Regions from separate parts of the Homo sapiens genome. Here all the other regions are linked to region 1. A link is a contact called in ENCODE Hi-C or POLR2A ChIA-PET data. All regions are on one chromosome and are shown on one strand. Each heading gives the region's core, a stretch centred on a gene start or an enhancer-like site at or near the end of the contact. The rest is flanking DNA. Distances are from core to core; before and after follow the strand shown. Region 1 holds the start of TLE4 (TLE family member 4, transcriptional corepressor). Region 2 holds the start of CARNMT1 (carnosine N-methyltransferase 1). Region 3 holds the start of UBQLN1-AS1 (UBQLN1 antisense RNA 1). Region 4 holds the start of RFK (riboflavin kinase). Region 5 overlaps GCNT1 (glucosaminyl (N-acetyl) transferase 1).

Region 1 (2,566 bases), core at 19-2,518:
GCCGGCGCCCCGCACTTCCAAACCGCAGCCAGCCCAGCAGCGCCGCTGCCGAGGGCGCCCTCCCCGCCCGGGCGCGGAGTCGCGCCTCCTTCATCGCTCGCCACCCCCCCTCGAGGAGTCGCGGCGCGGGGACCGCAAACGGCTCGGCGCGGCTTCCAGGGGCTTCAAAGACAACAATAAGAAAATGGCTACAACTCAATTGCCTCTCCGCACCCCCTCCGAGGGCCACCGCGCCGGGGGGTGGGGGTGATGGCGGGCGGGCTGCTCCCGGCGCGGGGCGCCGATTTCGGGCGGCTCTCCACGCCCCTCCGGCCAAAAGACACAACTCGGTGCGCAGGGGGCGACGCGGGGAATCCCCCAGCACCCGGCGAGCCCGCGCCCCGCCGCCCGCACTCACTGGGTGTCTGGTCTGCGGGTACATCTTGCTCAGGTCGCGAATCATCCAAGCCGATTTAGTTGGCTGCGCTCGGCAGAGGCGCGCGGCTCATTGGCTTTAATGACCCCGAAGAGGAGGCGGCCGCGGCAGCGGAGGCGGCCGGCTCGGTCTGAGGGGCGGCTCGGGCGGTCCCGGCCCCCGCCGGGTCTCGCGTGACACGGGCGGCAGGAACGCGCGGCGGCGGCTGGGTGCCGGCTGCCGGGCCGCTCCGCATTCCCCGCGGGCGTCACTGGCCCGCCGCGGGCATTGTCCGGCGCGCGTCTCCCAAGGCAACGCTCCGACGTTCGCTCCGCCGAGGCGCACCCGCCGAGCCCGGCGCCGCGGCCGCCGCTCACCCGGCCGGGAAAGTGCGGGCTCCGCGCCCCACCGCCCGCCGGCAGCTCCTCTCGCTCGCTCTGCGTCCCACTCCAAACTTTTTTTATTTGTCTTTTAATTGGTTGTTATTCCTCCGAATGAATGATCTTTCTTCTTCCCTAAAAGCAAACACAAACTCCTTTGGTTCGGAAGAGGTCTCGGCGGTGCTTTTTGGTTTCTCTGGAGATTTTTTTCACTTCACAGCAACGATCTTTTAAAAGGCACCTTTTAGCTTCTTTTACCACATCTCATTTCCTTATTTCTCTTCCTTCCTGTTTTCTTGTCTTTTTTTTAACCCCAAATTGAAGGGGATTATAAAAATAAAAGAGTGAAACGCTTGCGGCTTTTTTTTTTAATTCTCTCTCCTTTCAAACTCTGCGAACACCACCTCAAAATAATATACAAGTGTGTGAGAAAGGGGGAAGAAAGCAGCCAACAACCCAAACACCCGCTCAGCACAGCTCTAACAACACGCTCTGTGTAGGTGACTTCTTTGACCAAATTTAGCAGCAGCTAATCATTAACATTCTGATACATATTCACAATCTTCCGCGGGGCGGCCGCGCAGCATCCCGGGAGATGTAGTCCGCCCCGGGCGACCCTGCCTGAGAATACGGCCAGATTGACTACAATCACCGGCCCGCCATGCGAGCGCTCTGGCGAGCTCTCCAAGCGCCCCGCCCACCCCCGTTGCGGTAGGCGTCTCCACCAACCAATCAGAGGTGGCTGAACATTAATCGCCGTTCTGTGTTAGTGCCCATCATTTCACTGCTGACAAATGGCAAGCCAGCGGGGAGGAGCCAACCCAGCTGAAACCCACGTGGGGGCCGGGCGTCGCCTGTAGCTCCGACCAATTAACGAAGAGGAATGAGGTTGGCGGAGGCGGGGCGGAGATGGCCCGCCCAAGGCGGAGCTTCGCCTTGGCTGACGTTCCTTAGCGCGAGCGTTCGAACCGGGAAAACATTTGTTCAGCTGTCAATCAAAGTAACGTGGGGCTGGGAGAATCGGCGGCTGCTGCTGTTGCTGCTGCCCTGGCTGCATCTTCAGAATTAGGTGTTGGTGGTGGTGGTGGTGGTGGCGGCAAAATAAAGAGGGTGGAGGGAGCGGTGAGCCTGGGGGCTGGTCAAAAGATCTTCTTCCGAGTCTCGTCCTCCCGCCCACCCGTCTCCCAACCCAGACACCTTCGGCCCCTCGCTCCGCAGCCGCGCCAGGAATGCGGACTAATTAGGGTCCAATGTCTCCTTAAAGAGACAAGCTCGGCCTTGTGTAACGCGCCGAAACCCCTGTTGAGACAAGAGGGGGAGGATCACGCTGATCTTACTTCGTTCGGTTCACATCAATTTTACGCGCCGCTGGAGCCGGCATAATTTTCCGTGTGAACGCGACTCGGTCCCCGTTCTTGTTTAGAGCCAGAAATGGAGTCGCGAGATGCTGGCTGGGGCCGGGGCCGCGGGGTGGGCGGGGAGCTCGTCCCTCCAAGCCCCGCGGGGGCTGTGATTGCCATTTAGTTCCGAAACAGGCCTCCCTCCCTCCACCCCCGGAGGCACTCGGAGAGAAAGCGCATCCCGACGCTCCATCGGGGGTCGCGGGGGGCAGTAACCGTGGGGGCTCCGGGTGGGGCTGAAGATCCGGGAATCAGAGACGCTGGACCTCCAAAGAAACTTTGCCGACTGGGCCACGTGAACCCCGAACACGGTCGGTACTGAACAGAGCAGGCCGACGGGGCACGGGTAGAAAACGCCCCTGCGCGCCCTGGGACGTTCCCTCCCCCAGATC
Region 2 (2,566 bases), core at 28-2,527, 4.5 Mb after region 1:
ATGGCACGATCTCGGCTCACTGCAAGCTCCGCCTCCCGGGTTCACGCCATTCTCCTGCCTCAGTCTCCAGAGCAGCTGCGACTACAGGCGCCAGCCACCAAGCCCGGCTAATTTTTTGTGTTTTTAGTAGAGACGGGGTTTCACCATGTAAGCCAGGATGGTCTTGATCTCCTGACCTCGTCATCCGCCCACCTAGGCCTTCCAAAGTGCTGGGATTACAAGCGTGATTCACCGCGCCCGGCCCCAGAATAAGTTATTTCCCAAGAGCCACCCTTAGATGCTGGTAGGTGTAATGGTCTTCCCAAGACCAGGTGCTGGATAGAAGGTCCTTGCATTTTCCTCATCTGTTGCCATCCTCAGTAAAGGAGGAATTAGGACTGCCGCAAGCCCCTAAAGACTGGAAAGATGGGACGGGCGCGATGGCTCACGCCTGTAATCCCAGCAATTTGGGAGGCCGAGGAGGGTGGATCGCCTGAGGCCAGGAATTCCAGACCAGCCTGGCCAACATGGTGAAACCCCATCTCTACTAAAAATACTAAAATTAGCCGGGCGTGGTGGCGCGCGCCTGTAATCCCAGCCACTCGGGAGGCAGAAGCAGGAGAATCGCTTGAACCCAGGAAGCAGAGGTTGCAATGAGCCGAGATCGCACCACTGCACTCCAGCCTGGGCGACAGAGTGGGGAAAAAAAAAAAAGTGAAAAGATGATGGCGCCCACTTCCGACCCCCTTAAGTAATTAAAAATAGGAATTCATTTAGGAAGTGAATTAAAACTTAAATTAGGGTGGATACAAGACGTTCCTTCTAGACTTTCTGAAATAAAAATTCCGAATAAAATCATCAAAGCCGAACTTTTCCTTTTTGCCTTTCCCTTCTTTGCTAGTGCCTGGGACCGCGTTCAGCCTCCAGCTCAACAATCCGGCACTCGCCGGCTTTTAAGTCCCACCCACGCGGCCGCGCACAGGTAACGGCAGTGCCAGTCCCACCCCACCTACGAGCTCCTCCTCCGCCTCCCACCAAGGGGCCTTGGCCCCGCCCTTGGAAGCGTGGTTGTGACGTCAGCGCGCTGTCTCCGAAGCCCGGCAGCAAATGAGCGCAGACCGCACGGGCCCTCCGCGTACCAAGGCACACGCATGCGCATTGGTTCTGGGAGCCCTGAAGACCTGGCGGAGCCCAGCGCGGATGGAGGCCTGAGGGTGGCGGGGGCGGAGCGCGCCGCGAGCTGGGGGCATGTCCGCGGCGGGCGCCGTCTAGAGGAAGGCCAAGCAGCCGCCACCACGCTGTCGGTCGCGGAGAGACGCAAGCGAGCCAGGCCGAGGGCCGCGGCGGCGATGCAGCGACGGCGTCGCCCTCCGCCGCCCACCTCCCGGCTGCCCGAGGGCTGCGGGGGAGGAGGCGGTGGCAGCGAGGAGGTGGAAGTGCAGTTTTCCGCCGGGCGTTGGGGCTCGGCCGCGGCGGTTTCGGCGGCAGCGGCGGCGGCCACGCGCAGCACCGAGGAGGAGGAGGAGAGGCTTGAGCGTGAGCACTTCTGGAAGATCATTAATGCCTTCCGCTACTACGGGTAAGGAGCCCGTGGCGGACCCCGGCCCAGACCGTCGGGGCGCCCACTGGTGGCGGCGGACCCGCCGGAACGGGGGCGCTCGCCGTCCCGCCGCCACGCCTCCGAGGCGTCGGGACCCGGCTGCTGCAGCTGACCTCCGGGCCCCGAGTCACCTCGCACCACCCCAGCCCCTCCCGGCCCTGCACACCCGCGTGTCCGCCGCGCCGTCTGCTGCACAGCCTCGTGTCTTCTGACCTCAGGATCAGATTAGCTCTCCTGCCTCCGTCCTCGTAAAGGTTTGGCTTTGAGGCCGATGGGGGTGACCAGAGAAGCGCTGTAACAATTTCAGATAGAAGACGATGGTGGTACAATCGTCCACTGCTGGGCTGATTGGTGTGTGTGGTCGATGTCCTCCAAACTGAACACACGGAGAGCCCAAGTTCACCTACGCGTGGGATGCTGTAGGACGTATTTTCCCAAACTGTTACCAGTGCTTGTAAGAGCAGTTTAAGATTTCCACCCACCCCTCTTTGGCGCTGTGAACGCACTTGCACTTTTGTGTGAGCGATTGAATGATGCTGCTCAGTGTCTTTAACTGGTGGGTGATTAAGGGCGGAAGTGGTCCGGATATTCTAAAATTTGCTAATTATTAGGAGAGATGAGAGAAGTCACAATAAGAGCTGCCTTTACGTTCTTTTTTTCTGCAAATCTGTATCTAATTCTCCCTGGTGTGCTAGGCACTGTGGTAGGACCTTTATGCTCCTCATTCATAAAAACAGCTCCCTAACTTCCACGTTTCTTCTAGATAGATGTTAAAGTAGCTTAATCACAAAATTATAATTCCAAGAGCTGAAAGGGACTTAAATCAACTGGATTTTCAGGTGAAGATAACACTTTTATTCACGTAAGAGATATGAGTCCACCGGTGACTATGTTCTGAGGCTGCAGTTGGAATCAGACAGACATGACCTCCTACGCAGGTAAACCTGTTCCCATAGGTGGGTTCCTGCTGTGCTTTATGCAAAGTTT
Region 3 (2,566 bases), core at 25-2,524, 4.1 Mb before region 1:
ATTTATTCTCAGAACAGGGTTGGACGGCTTAGGAGCAGAAAGGCAGAATGTATCTTTGCGGATTTGGGTCATAGTGGGCTGTCAGGATTTAAATTGTGCAACATTGATTAATAATGGGCTGGTTTGTACATTCCTTGCAAGTCATCTTTAAAAGCCAATGACGTCATTTCAAATTAGGATTCTCAGAGATAATTTCTCTCTGTATTACACTGAAAATAATTTTGGAACTATCCTTAATGCCACTTAAAGCCTGAAATTGACCAGTAACTTAATTTGATAGAATATAAGGCGAACACCTCAACTATATTAAATTGTCCCATTTGGGTGGACACTCCTCGGGCACCCTGTTCCGCCCTACACACAGATAATCTGGGGGCGCTCGCGCACAGCTGTCATCGTAGCAGCAGAGGCCACTGTCAATACAGGTTGCCTGACTGATCGTCTGACCAAACCGGGCTAACCCGAGGGCGGTAAATAAGCTCTGGCCATGAAGCAATGACTCCGCAGGATTGCGCAGGGCAGTCACGGGCGTTCACTCCATTTTCTGTTCGTTGTGCTGAGGCCTTTCCACCATTAACTTACCCCAACTCCCCCGCATAGGGCAATACGACCCCTCCAAATATCAAACGCTAAGCATATTAAAATAACAAAATACCTCGCCGCTATTTTATCACCAGACCCTCCTCCCAGCGGGGAACGCAGAGTAGACAGAGAGGCAAGGGAGGGCAAGGCGATTGTGACAGCGCGGAGGGGTGAACACGGCCCAGCTGGGCATGAGGTAAGGTGGGGAGACTACCTGGACAGCAAGCGCGCAGGCGCAGCCGCGGCCGCAGGGCCCACTGGTCCCTTTCTAGTAATTTCGCTAACCGTGACGTCATCTCGGTGCGCCGTTACAGCGCTTAACTGGAAACTGCGATTTAGTTTTTGGTGAAAGGAGTGGAAAAAAACCATGAACTGACCTACCCCGCCCCATTTTGCTTTTAGTCCTTCACACTGGCTTCGCCTGCACTTTGGGCAATGGAGCGGGAAAGGAAAAGGCACGCAGGCTGAGCTCAAAGTCGCGCCAGCCGGGGATGACTCGGCGACGCCGCCAGGCGCGTTACCCGGCGTGCTCCGCGCGGCGCCGGCGAAGGGACGTGGGGGAAGGGGCAGGGAGGAGGAAGCGGTGGCTGCTGCGGATGTCGGTGTGAGCGAGCGGCGCCTGAACACACGGCGGCTGCCGAGCGCCTGACCCGGGCCTGCGCCAGAGCCTGCACCGAGCTCCGGGGCCCCACACCCGCTACGGTGGCCCTGCGCCCGTTGCTACTGAGGCGGCGTGCTCTGCATTCTTCGCTGTCCAGGCCTGCCGGCTCTGGTGTCTGCTGGCTCCTCCTTGCTCGCCTGCTCCCTCCTGCTTGCCTGAGTCACCGCCGCCGCCGCCGCCACAGCCATGGCCGAGAGTGGTGAAAGCGGCGGTCCTCCGGGCTCCCAGGATAGCGCCGCCGGAGCCGAAGGTGCTGGCGCCCCCGCGGCCGCTGCCTCCGCGGAGCCCAAAATCATGAAAGTCACCGTGAAGACCCCGAAGGAAAAGGAGGAATTCGCCGTGCCCGAGAATAGCTCCGTCCAGCAGGTGAGGCCGCCTGGGGCTCGGGCCGGGATGGGGGTGGCGGCAGGACCTCCGCCCGCCGCCCCAGGAGACCTTTTGGAAGGGCCTGGGAGAGGGGTCGTCCTCGGCCATTCTCCCGGGCGTCGTCCCAAATTAGATCACACCCAAGTTCGTGGGTTTGCGCCTTGGGACACCGCAATGGTTTGTGGCGTGGCGGCGCGGCCTGTTTGTGGGACGGGCTGATGCCGCTTTTCTCGGAGCCTTCCTTCTCTGGTATCCGCCGACCCTCAGCCTCCTCCCCCAGTTCCCCGCCCTCCGTCGCCTCCCCTCCAACTCCTCACAAAGGAAAGGGACCCACCGCCAGCCTCCGGGCGGGGTGGAGGCTGGGCGGGGGCGAGGGTTCGCTTTAGCTCAGGCTGCGGTTTTGTTTCATGAATTAAAAAGGGGTGGGTGGGATCCTCGTTGTTTTACGTGCCTGCTTGTTAAGGTGGGTTTTGGGGTGAGGTGCATGTGTATATTTAGTTCTGCATTTTAACTCCTGAAATCTTTCCCACCTTGCAACCTTTAAAAAAAAATTATGACGTAGAAACTGTTTTTAGCTCCATCTTAAGTAATAGTGATAGTACTAGGTTTAAGGAGAAAAGTGAATGACTTTCTTTCACTGATGACTTGCTCTTTCCCTTTTAGTATGTTTATCATCTCTTAGATGCCAATCATTGGGTAGGTTTTTGTTTGATTTTAGAGGGGCGATAGCGATGTTGATATTAGCGGTTGCAATCAAATAAAAGAAAATCGGAGTGAATGCAGAATATTACTTAAACTTGGTTCAGGAATACAAATCTTGCAGTTAATTAAGATTCTTGGTGGAATTTAACAAATAATTTTAGTGTATTGTTGAATACGTCGTGTTTTCCATAATTACTGACTTAATCTCTGAAGATCGCAAACAACGTGAACAGTTGGTGACAGGAAACAACAATT
Region 4 (2,566 bases), core at 50-2,549, 3.2 Mb after region 1:
CGTATAGATAAGTAACTGACCATAATTGCTTCTTTGGGTCCTTCTCTCCCTTCCCTTCCCTTTTCTTCCCTTTCACTTTCCCTTCCCCTTTCCTTTCCCTTCCCTCCCTTCCTTCTTCTTCTCTAGTTCTTTTAAGGGGTGAGGGTGTCTCACTGTGTCGCCCAGTCTGGAGTGCAGTGGCGTTATCATAGCTCAGTGCAGCCTCGACCTCCTGGGCTCAATCAATCCTCCCGCGTCGGCCTCTCAAACTACTGGGAATACAGGCGTGAGCCACCAAGCCTGGCCTAGAACATAAATTTAATATCAGGTAAATCTTATCAGAGATGCATACATGTAAGGTAGAAAGAGACTACACGGTCTGCACAGAATTTTATACAAATGTATAGAGCAAAAAAGAAAAAAATTAAACTTCTCTGGATTCCATTGATTAAAAATTTAAAAAAATAAATAAAAAACTTCTTTGTCTTCGAGACGTTAAGAGGATGCACCTTCTTATAACCTTGCACCCTGCATATCCTGTGAGTGAGCCCAGAGCTACTTCCCTAGGAGCGTGCGTATTTACAGTTCCGAGGGTACGAAGGCCTCTATCTGCATTGCAGTAGAGGGACGGCCTGTTATCGGGCTTGTGAAATTGTCAAGAAGACAGCCTGGAGGGGACAGTCACCGCCCATGTCGGTAACCTTCCACTAGTCTCTGGGGTTAACAGCGTCACAGACAGGGACTTCTCCCTTGGAGCTTACATTCGAATATATTAATAACTCCAGAACGTGGTCAGTGGTCCTGGAGGACGACCGCTTCTGGTAGGGCGGCCAGGAAAAGCCTCTGTGAAGAGGCGATCTTTGAGCTGAATTTTGGAGCTTTAATAAATACTTAAAGAGCGAACGGAACGAGCGATGCCTGACGTTCAACCCAGCGGTTGCCAAGGAGCTAAAGAGCGTCTCACTTTGGCTTCCGGATTGTTATGAACAGGAGGAAGGAGAAAAAAAAACCAGAATTGTTCGAGAATTGTGCTTTCGCGGCTCTCAGGCTGAAAACGGGGTTTCCACATTAGTTCCCATCGCCAGGGGCTGAAACGAAGCCCGGGATCCAGACATTAGGCGCCTGGGGCGGGAGCCTGCAGCGGGAGCTTGCGGCGGGAGCCGGGCGAGGCAGCGGCGGGGCGGGGCCATGATGGGGCGGGGCTACGGAAGCCGAGCGGGCTCGAGGCGTTCGGCTGAGGAAGGGAGCGCACGCCGGCGGCGCGGAGGCCGGCTCTGCGCTTCGGGCCGCCCCCTCCCCCCACCCCGCTCACACCCGGCACTTACTTCGGCTGTCTCCGCTGCCCTCCAGCGGAGACGCAGCTCCTCAGGCGCCCGGCGGTATTTGTTGGGTCGGCGGCGTCAGGGATTCGCAGTGGCCTGTGGTCGGCGTCGTCCGGCCACTGGTGCGCCCCCGCGGCAGGCAGAGCTCACGCTCCTGTCCCCCGGCTGGTCCGGGGTCTGGGCGCCGCGTCGACGGCGGCTCCGCAGGACGCGCAGACCGGGCCGCAGCCCATTCCCCGAGCGGACTGCATTATGAGGCACCTGCCTTACTTCTGCCGGGGTCAAGTGGTGCGGGGCTTCGGCCGCGGCTCCAAGCAGCTGGGCATCCCCACAGGTGAGAGCAGGGCGGCCAGAGTCCCCCGGGCCGGGTCACGTGGGGAGCGGGGAGAGACGGCAGCCGGGGACTTGGGACCGGGGCGTGGGGCCTCCGGACCGCGGGCAGAGAGCACACCCTTCCTCCTCCCGCATCCCCTTGTCTGTGGCGGAGGACCGTTGGCTCGGTTGAGGGAGCTTGTCCCTGCTTCTGGCTCCGAGCTCCGCGGGGACGGGGTTGAGGGGTGGTGAGGGCCGGAAGCCCGAGATGAATCGCAGGATTCCCCGTTCACGCCTCCTTGGCCAGCCAAGGTACAGTTGGTCAAGCATTGCGCTTGTCTTGCCCATTAGAGACGTAACGTGGGCCAGAACGGCTGAACTCGCAAGCCGGGTCTAAGGTGGTTTTGTTTTTAATTTGTAATTATGTAATGTCCAAATGATAACATAGGTAGTTGAATGAGAGTCAGCTAACCTTCTTGGTCTGTCTACATTAATTTCAATAATCGAGACCTGACTGTAATTCATCCTTAGAAATACATGCCAGAGCTGCGTCTTGACTTGTTAAGTCAGCCTTGAGCTTGTGTATTTGAAAAATAAGAAGCTTTGGCCGGGCGTGGTGGCTCACGCCTGTAATCCCAGCACTTTGGGAGGCCGAGGCGGGCGGATCATCTGAGCTCAGGAGTTCGAGATCAGCCTGGCCAACATGGTAAAACCCCGTCTCTGCTAAAAATACAAAAATTAGCTGGGCATGGTGGCGCGTGCCTGTCATCCCAGCTACTCGGGAACCTGAGGCAGGAGAATCGCTTGAACCCAGGAGACGGAGGCTGCAGTGAGGCGAGATCGTGCCACTGCCCTCCAGCCTGGGCGACAGAGTGAGACACCGTCTCAAAAAAAAAAAAAAAAGAAAGAAACTTTTCAGGTGATTCAGTACCTGGTTAGGAAAGAACAGATCT
Region 5 (2,566 bases), core at 49-2,548, 3.1 Mb after region 1:
AATAAGGATTTTAGGTCACTACTTGTAAGTTTCTGTGCCTCTTGTCTGCCTTCCAAATAAACGATACTTATACTGTCCCCAGTAACATCTGGATACCATTTTCTCTACATTTACTATACATTTTAATTATATATAATGTTAAATGACTGTATATGAATATACTGTATAATTATTTTTGCCGATATTGCAACTGTAAAATGGTACATCATCAAGGTTTCACTTTGTGATTTCTTTGATTACTAGTGGCTGAATCTTTTCTTTTCTTTCTTTTTCTGAGACAGGGTATCGCTCTGTTACCCAAGCTAGAGTGCAGTGGCGTAACCAAAGCTTACTACAGCCTCGACTTCCCAGGTTCAAAGCGATCCTTCTACCTCAGCCTCCTGGGTAGCTGGGAGTACAGGCACATGCCACCATGCCTGGCTAATTTTTATATTTTTTGTAGAGGCAAGGTCTTGCACTGTTGCCCAGGCTGGTCTTGAACTCCTGGGCTCAAGTGATCCACCTAGGCCTCCTAAAGTGCTGGGATGATAGGTGTGAGCCACTGTGCCCAGTCCTGAATATTTTCTCTTGGGTTTGTTTACATCTGAGACACAGAAGAGTACAGTGGCAATGATTTCAGCTCTCCAACCGGACTGCCCCAGCAGGAGACCTGGGAGTCATCATTCCCCAACCCAAACTTCAGCAAATTCTTAGCCTCTCCTAGCTTCAGCGTTTTTGTTGTTTTTTTAAAAAACTAATTAACTTTAAACAATTTCATTGGGGAAATTATCATATATACCTTAGAGTTTTTATAAAGAGTAAGTGAGCTAACTTGTAACATGTTTATACTGTATTTGACAAATAATGAGCCCTTAATATTGGCAATGTATTATTATTCATTATTTTCCCTTTTTTGACTTTTGTTCAAATCTGAGCTCATGTCTAAGGGTAACTTTTTCAGACTTCAAAAATGAAAATCCATATTTCCAGTTTACTAACAAATACTTCAATATACTCAATTCTATACTGAGAATCTATTATACAAAATAGATTCCTAGGCTCTGGGGAGAAAAATACAAACATAAATAATACATGCTCCCTGCTCTCCAGGAATTCACTCAGAGGTTATATGCTGAGGTTTCTGGAGGAAATTATAGGCTTGGTCAATATAGTTAGAAACTATTTTTAGAACAATGCATCCATTGTAGAGCTGAAAGAAACTTCAGGAAGCATCTAGTGTTGCTGGAAACAGCAGCTCTGGGAGCAATTACTAGGTCTTCAGGCTAGGGGTGGAGTCTGTGGTCCCATAAATTACAAGAAACAAAGACGTAAAGACAGACAAGTGTCGCAGGGCACAGTGGCTCACACCTGTAATCCCAGCACTTTAGGAGGCCGAGGTGGGCAAATCATCTGAGGTCAGGAATTCTAGACCACCCCGGCCAACGTGGTGAAACCCCGTCTCTTCTAAAAATACAAAAATTAGCCAGCCATGGTGGCAGGCGCCTGTAATCCCAGCTACTCCGGAATATGAGGCAGGGGAATTACTTGAATCTGGGAGGCAGAAGTTGCAGTGAGCTGAGATCACGCCATTGCACTCCAGCCTGGGTGACAGAGCGAGACTCCATCTCAAAAAAAAAAAAAAAAAGAAAAGAAAAGAAAAGAAAAGAAAAGAAAGACAAGATTCTCTGTTGCTGGTTTGGCTCCTTATTTCTTAGCCCTTAAGACAGTCAGGTCTACTGTAAATATTTAAAGACAGAGACATGGTATTCAGCATTTCTCAAACTTACATGACAAAGAAAACTTACAAGAAGAGCATATGGCAAGTCCATAACAAAAAAGTCCATCTAGCCCCAAGTTGCACCCTCCTCTGTAACTCAAGAAAAAGCTGAGGCCCTGGGGCATAAGGGTCAAGATCTAGTGGAAAGCTGCCTTTAACCAGAGCCTGCAGCTTCACCCTTGTGGGTATGTGTTCTTTCACGCTCTACTGCATTCCCTTCACTCAATTCTACTTTTTTGGGAGGGAGGGCCACCCACAGAACCCCAAAAGAGACATCTGACATTTCTTTGTGGTGTCAGTCACACATTCTCTTTTCTCATTTCCTTTTTTTCTTTGAGACAAAGTCTCGCTCTGTTGCCCAGGCTGAAGTACAGAGGTGCGATCTTGACTCACTGCATCCTCCGCCTCCCGGGTTCGGGTTCAAGTGATTCTCCCACCTCAGCCTCCTGAGTAGCTGGGATTACAGGCGAACGCCACCACACCTGGCTATTTTTTTTAATTTTTAGCAGGGACGAGGTTTCATCATGTTGGCCAGGCTGGTCTCGAACTCCTGACCTCAAGTGATCTGCCAGCCTTAGCCTGCCAAAGTGCTGGCATTACAGGCTGAGCCACCATGCCCAGCCCCTAGTCCATTTTTAAAAAATATTTACGGGAGGCTGATGTGGGAGAACCAGTTGAGCTGACTGGGGAGAAGCAGCAGTGAGCTGTGATCATGCCACTGCACTCCAGCCTGGGCAACAAAGCGAGACTGGTCTCAAAAGAAAAAAAAATTTACATCTTATTTTGACCCAAAATAATATTACTGAGCAT

The links. A loop is a pair of places that touch in the nucleus more often than their neighbours do. ChIA-PET counts read pairs that join two places held with the same protein, here RNA polymerase II (POLR2A). Pooled maps may share reads with other maps.
Region 2: a loop to region 1 is called in a map of OCI-LY7, with 13 times the contacts of the local background. The contact joins the promoter of CARNMT1 here to the promoter of TLE4 in region 1. A Hi-C loop is called at or near these places in 5 of 168 maps with a recorded cell type or tissue (CD4-positive, alpha-beta T cell, CD8-positive, alpha-beta T cell, OCI-LY7 and 1 more), 3 of 37 single-sample maps with no recorded cell type and 15 of 50 pooled maps. POLR2A ChIA-PET finds 5 or more read pairs at or near these places in 2 of 52 experiments (CD4-positive, alpha-beta T cell and naive thymus-derived CD4-positive, alpha-beta T cell).
Region 3: a loop to region 1 is called in a map of B cell, with 23 times the contacts of the local background. The contact joins the promoter of UBQLN1-AS1 here to the promoter of TLE4 in region 1. A Hi-C loop is called at or near these places in 9 of 168 maps with a recorded cell type or tissue (B cell, CD4-positive, alpha-beta memory T cell, OCI-LY7 and 5 more), 7 of 37 single-sample maps with no recorded cell type and 29 of 50 pooled maps. POLR2A ChIA-PET finds 5 or more read pairs at or near these places in 6 of 52 experiments (CD4-positive, alpha-beta T cell, CD4-positive, alpha-beta memory T cell, OCI-LY7 and 3 more).
Region 4: a map of B cell shows a loop between it and region 1 (19-fold over the local background). The contact joins the promoter of RFK here to the promoter of TLE4 in region 1. A Hi-C loop is called at or near these places in 4 of 168 maps with a recorded cell type or tissue (B cell, CD8-positive, alpha-beta T cell, endothelial cell of umbilical vein and 1 more), 2 of 37 single-sample maps with no recorded cell type and 15 of 50 pooled maps. POLR2A ChIA-PET finds 5 or more read pairs at or near these places in 5 of 52 experiments (CD4-positive, alpha-beta T cell, GM12878, T-cell and 2 more).
Region 5: a map of B cell shows a loop between it and region 1 (7-fold over the local background). The contact joins the enhancer-like site here to the promoter of TLE4 in region 1. A Hi-C loop is called at or near these places in 1 of 168 maps with a recorded cell type or tissue (B cell), 2 of 37 single-sample maps with no recorded cell type and 4 of 50 pooled maps.

The regions. Positions count from the first base shown.
Region 1 is chr9:79,570,667-79,573,232 of GRCh38, reverse strand. It overlaps TLE4 (TLE family member 4, transcriptional corepressor), which reads right to left and starts at 1,268. Exons shown (of 20, transcript NM_007005.6): 1 at 398-1,268. The coding sequence starts at 442. RefSeq lists enhancers at 1-339, 1,067-1,156, 1,197-1,246, 1,257-1,386 and silencers at 1-386, 497-656, 717-836.
Region 2 is chr9:75,027,004-75,029,569 of GRCh38, reverse strand. CARNMT1 (carnosine N-methyltransferase 1) reads left to right here and starts at 1,277. Exons shown (of 8, transcript NM_152420.3): 1 at 1,277-1,558. The coding sequence starts at 1,329. RefSeq lists a silencer at 1,056-1,745 and an enhancer at 2,396-2,445.
Region 3 is chr9:83,706,543-83,709,108 of GRCh38, reverse strand. It overlaps UBQLN1-AS1 (UBQLN1 antisense RNA 1), which reads right to left and starts at 1,274. Exons shown (of 2, transcript NR_135839.1): 1 at 797-1,274. It overlaps UBQLN1 (ubiquilin 1), which reads left to right and starts at 1,151. Exons shown (of 11, transcript NM_013438.5): 1 at 1,151-1,609. The coding sequence starts at 1,430. RefSeq lists enhancers at 349-1,237, 1,401-1,470, 1,238-2,128.
Region 4 is chr9:76,393,159-76,395,724 of GRCh38, reverse strand. RFK (riboflavin kinase) reads left to right here and starts at 1,299. Exons shown (of 4, transcript NM_018339.6): 1 at 1,299-1,635. The coding sequence starts at 1,554. It also overlaps a transcript of GCNT1 not described here. RefSeq lists enhancers at 641-880, 1,058-1,352, 1,215-2,028 and silencers at 1,161-1,220, 1,241-1,320, 1,361-1,850.
Region 5 is chr9:76,471,808-76,474,373 of GRCh38, reverse strand. All of the region lies in intron 2 of GCNT1 (glucosaminyl (N-acetyl) transferase 1), which reads right to left. Among named protein-coding and RNA genes, the nearest start is that of GCNT1, 14 kb to the right of the region's middle. RefSeq lists enhancers at 1,711-1,790, 2,141-2,410. Within about 2 kb of position 1,298, at least 4 of the 41 ENCODE cell types and tissues checked have a DNase peak (open chromatin) inside an H3K27ac peak, as active enhancers do.